2 separate regions of the Homo sapiens genome follow, and region 2 is linked to region 1. A link is an interaction called in ENCODE POLR2A ChIA-PET data of the cell type or tissue named here. Cell type or tissue: CD4-positive, alpha-beta T cell. All regions are shown on one strand.

Evidence for each region. ChIA-PET counts read pairs that join two places held together with the same protein. Peaks named below come from ENCODE experiments on the same cell type or tissue, not always from the same donor. Only the 100,000 strongest peaks of a DNase experiment are listed, where the experiment ranks them.
Region 2: POLR2A ChIA-PET joins it to region 1 with 8 read pairs; 3 of 35 experiments call an interaction of 5 or more read pairs at or near these places.

Annotation. Positions count from the first base shown.
Region 1 is chr10:12,180,491-12,182,990 of GRCh38, reverse strand. The region is part of intron 3 of NUDT5 (nudix hydrolase 5); the gene reads left to right. Among named protein-coding and RNA genes, the nearest start is that of NUDT5, 14 kb to the left of the region's middle. In CD4-positive, alpha-beta T cell, no CTCF peak of the experiment used is centred here; a DNase peak (open chromatin) is centred at 1,370; H3K27ac peaks cover 1,719 bases.
Region 2 is chr10:12,373,691-12,376,190 of GRCh38, reverse strand. All of the region lies in intron 1 of CAMK1D (calcium/calmodulin dependent protein kinase ID), which reads right to left. Among named protein-coding and RNA genes, the nearest start is that of CAMK1D, 25 kb to the right of the region's middle. In CD4-positive, alpha-beta T cell, no CTCF peak of the experiment used is centred here; no DNase peak of the experiment used is centred here.

The sequences.
Region 1 (2,500 bases):
CCAAGGTGGGTGGATCACTTGAGGTCAAGAGTTCGAGACCAGCCTGGCCAACATTGTGAAACCCCGTCTCTACTAAAAATACAAAAATTAGCCCAGCGTGGTGGCATGCGCCTGTAATCCCAGCTACCCCGGAGGCTGAGACAGGAGAATTGCTTGAGCCCGGGAGGAGGTGGTTGCAGTGAGCCGAGACTGCACCACTGTACTCCAGCCTGGGCGACAGAGCGAGACTCCATCTCAAAAAATAAAAATAAAATAAAAAGATGTGTTCGCGCCAGCTCATCTCTTCGCCTGACTGGTCTTCTGCCCTTCCTGCATTTCCTAATCAGGGATGTACATCAGAATCATATGGGGACTTTTCTGAAAATACGACGAAATCTCACTTCAGAATATCTATTTCAGTAGATTGGGAGTAGGCTCTAAAATCCACCAAACTACCATATTTATAGCATGGTCATGTCCATTCTTCCATACATAGGGTTTTTTTCCTGGCCTCTGAAGAGGATTTATGTAAAGCACTAATATTTTATACCAGAATGTCACCCTTTGAAGAATGAGTCTTTGTACTTTCCTGTATGCCACGATGTATAATTTATAGGATGTGTTATCTCTGACCTGATATAAAAGCCTGCGTGTACAGGTTGAGCAGCCCTAATCTGAAAATCTGAAATTCAAAATGCTGCAAAATCCAAAACCTTTTCATTGCCAACATGATGCCCCAGCTGGAGAATTCCACACCTGACTCTGTGTGACAGGCTGCAGTCAGAACACAGGCATACAACACAGACATTCAGTGTCCCCCCAGGGGAAAAGGAACCCTCCCCTTCAGCTCAGCTATATCCTTCTTTTTTTTTTTTTTTACCCTGAGACAGAGTCTTGTTCTGTTGCCCAGGCTAGAGTGCAATGGTGTGGTCTCAGCTCACTGCAACCTCTACCTCCCTGGTTCTAGCAATTCTATCTCAGCCACTCGAGTAGCTGGGACTAGAGGTGCATGCCACTGGGCCTGGCTGATTTTTGTATTTTTAGTAGAGGCAGTGTTGTTGGCCAGGATGGTCTGAAACTCCTGACCTCAGGTGATCCACCCACCTTGGCCTCCCAAAGTGCTAGGACTACAGTCGTGAGCCACCGCATCCGGCCATATCCTTTTTTTTTAAATTTATTTAATTTTTATTTTTTTAGTAGAGACAGAGTCTCACTATGTTGCCCAGGCTGGTCTCGAACCCCTGAACTCAAGCAGTCCTCCTACCTTGGCCTCCCAAAGTGCTGGGGTTTCAGGCGTGAGCCACCACACCCGGCCCGATATATCCTTTGCACGCACACGGCGACTTCCCTCTGCAGGTACTCCCACAGAGGGTCATGAAATGGCATGTGTGCAGACCGGATGCCCAGCAGCAGTTCCCCACAACACCCTACACAGGGCTGAGACCTATGTGCATGACTCATTGTGGGGTTCTTTGGCTTATTTCCTGCTCTGTGGGGTAAAGATACTGTTCAAAATGTCAAAAAGGCCTGCATGACACCCAGAGGGTAAGGCAAATATTTCAAAATCTGAAAAACCAAACTCTGAAACACTTCCGGCCCCTCGTTTCGGGTAAGGAATACTCAACCTGTACAGCTGTCACTTGGTGTCTGTCGGGGTTGGTTCCAGGACCCCCTGCAGATACCAAAATCCACAGATGCTGAAGTCCCTGATATGAAAATGCAGATACTCAGTATGTATTTGCCTCTAACCTATGCACATCCTCCCACGCACTTCATCTCTAGAGTAATCACAGCACCTAATACAATGCAAATGCTGTGTCAACAGTCGTACTCTATTGTTTAGGGAATAATGGCAAGAAAAAGTGTGGACCTGTTCAGTATAGATGCAATTTTTTTCCTAAATATTTTCAATGGGTGGTTGGTTGAATCCATGAATGCAGAACCCACGGATATGAAGGGCCGAGTCTAAGAGATAAAATAGCAGCTAGAGAATCCTATGTTCCACCGTCTCATTCATGAAAGGGGATGTGGGGTTAATTTTAGAAATATAAAAATATTCCAGTAGTGTTGTGTCTATTGACATTCAAGACAGTGCCGAAGTCACCCTCTGACCCTCCCGCCTCTTGTGTTGGTGAACTAGAGGGAGGAAGGCCAACAGGCTTTTCCATAACAAAGAAGACTAGGAATAGGATGATCTCACTGGAAGCAGAATCCTAAAGCTAGAAGAGGTTTTGGAGAAAACATACTCATTCCTGCTTTTTACAAAGGAGGGAAGAGCCTCAGGGAGGCTGGAGCTCTGGGCTTAGCTGGCGGGCAAGTAGAGACGAAGAGCTGACTTCCAGTCAGCTGTGCATCTCACAGGCCCTTTGAAGTTGTTGGAGCTCTCACTGGGCAATCTTATTCCGAGATTTCTTATCAATGCGTTTCTGTTTTATTGCTGGTGATTTATGGCTCGTTACTGCTTGTTTCCTTCACCTTAACCACGATAATGATGCTCCTCTTTTTGTTTCCCTTATTCCTA
Region 2 (2,500 bases), 190 kb before region 1:
TTCTTTTTTTTTTTTTTTTTTTTTTTTTGGGACAGAGTCTCCCTCTGTCACCCAGGCTGGAGTGCAGTGGTATGATGTCAGCTGACTGCAACCTCTACCTCCCAGGTTCAAGTGATCCTCCGGCCTCAGCCTCCCGAGTAGCTGGGACTACAGGCACACACCACCACACCTGGCTGATTTTTGTATTTTTCGTAGAGACAGGGTTTCGCTATGTTGGCCAGGCTGGTCTCGAACTCCTGGCCTCAAGTGATCTGCCCACCTCAGCCTCCCAAAATGCTAGGATTATAGGTGTGAGCCACCGTGCCCGGCTGCATGCTCTGGTTTTAGAGAAATCGGCATACGGACCAAAAGTCCTAAAACTGCAAAAGAGCACAATCTGTAAGGGTAAAAAATGAAAAACGCCAAATACACACTGCTTCCCATAAATCATGTCAAGACTACAACAAGCCGTGTTTGAGAGGAGGAAACCCCAACGAGGAAATAATAGAGTAATGGCATTCAGCAGGATACCCTAGGACACAGGCAATCGGGATACCCAACAAATGGAAGGACAGAAGAAGCCAAATGTCATTTATGTTCAGCTTTGGGCCATTACTGGGCAAGAGTCTTTTTTTGGAGTACCAGCAGCACCAAGGCAGCATCCTAATGACATTTCCCTGACAACTCACCCTTTCCCAAGCACAGCAATGTGGCAGCCAAGGAAAAGGGCCTGTAAACAGGTGAGGGGGGAGGCAGGGCAAAGCCCCATGGATTAAACACTCATTGCAGCTAATCTACGCAGTGAGCAATCCTCACACGGAAGGCGGGGATGATTTATAGAGACGAAATCCAGAGGAAGAAAATAGTGGGGGAACGTTCTCAAGGACTTATCAGTAACAAAAACATTTAGAAAAGCAGGCTCTCTAAACCACCGTGGAGACAATTCCATTACTCGGGATTTTTAAAACAGAACCAAATAAACTCTCCATCCATTACTCAGTGTGCAAGGTATTTTGGAAAATCACGTGTAAGAGATCACATGTAAGAAAGTGTCCCCTGCTCTCATGAAGATTTCGGTTGCATCAGAGAAAATTTTCCCGAAAGCAAAACAGCTCAGGCGCAGTGAGTGGCTCACACCTATAATCCCAGAACTTTGGAAGGCCGAGGTGGGAGAATCACTTGAGGCCAGGAGTTCAAGACCAGCCTGGGCAACACATAGTGAGACCCCCATCTCCACAAAAATATTTCTTTTTTTTTTTTTTTTTTTTTGAGACGGAGTCTTACCCTGTCACCCAGGCTGGAGTGCAATGGCGTGATCTTGGCCCACTACAACTTCCGCCTCCCAGGTTCAAGTGATTCTCCTGCCTCAGCCTCCCAAGTAGCTGGGATTACAAGCGCCCACCACCACACCCGGCTAATTTTTTGTATCTTTAGTAGAGACAAGGTTTCGCCATGTTGGCCAGGCTGGTCTCAAACTCCTGACCTTGTGATCCCACCCGCCTCAGCCTCCCAAAGTGCTGGGATTACAGGCATGAGCCAATGCGCCCGGTCCACAGAAATATTTCTAAAAAAAGAAAAATATAGGACAACTGACCCTCAAGAGCATGAGTTGAAGAATGAAAGAATAAAGACAGAGAAGCCCAAAGTAGGCTGCAAGCATCTGGGAGCAGTGGGTGGCAGAGATCAGATTTGAGTTGGCCCTGAAGAATCAGTGGTGGGCTCTGGAAGCAGGAGATACTACGTGAGCAAGGACACAGAGACTGGGGTAAGCCTCTGGGATCTGTAGGACACGGTACCGTGTTTTAGGAGTTCACGGGGAATGGTAGGACACAGGGAATGGCTAGAAGCCAGCTCTCCTAACCATTACTGTAAAGGGGCTTCCTTGCCCTGGTTGGTCGATTTTGCCACCTAGGCTCTTTTTTTCTTTTTTCTTTTTTTTTTTTTTTTTTTTTTGAGACAGAGTCTCGCTCTGTCACAAGGCTGGAGTGCAGTGGTGCAATCTTGGCTCACTGCAACTTCCGCCTCCTGGGTTCAACTGATTCTCCTGCATCAGTCTCCTGAGCAGCTGGGACTACAGATGCCCACCATGACACCTGGCTAATTTCTATATTTTTAGTAGAGACGGGGTTTCACCATGTTGGTCAGGCTGGTCCTGCACTCCTGATCTCAAGTGATCTGCCCACCTCAGCCTCCCAAAGTGCTAGGATTACAGGCATGAGTCACTGCACCTGGACTTTTTTTTTTTTTTTTTTTTTGATAAAGAGTGTCGCTGTCTTGCCCAGCTAATTTTTGTATTTTTAGTAGAGATGGGGTTTCACCATGTTGGCCACCCTGGTCTCGAACTCCTGACCTCCAGTGATCCGCCTGCCTCGGCCTCCCAAAGGGCTGGGATTACAGGCGTGAGCCACCGCATCTGGACTGCCCCCTGAGCTCTTAACAGAGAAAATGTGACGCAAACCCATGTCCCCACCATGCAGAGCGGCAGACAGCAGGTGATGTAAGCATGCTATGAAGTGTTTTA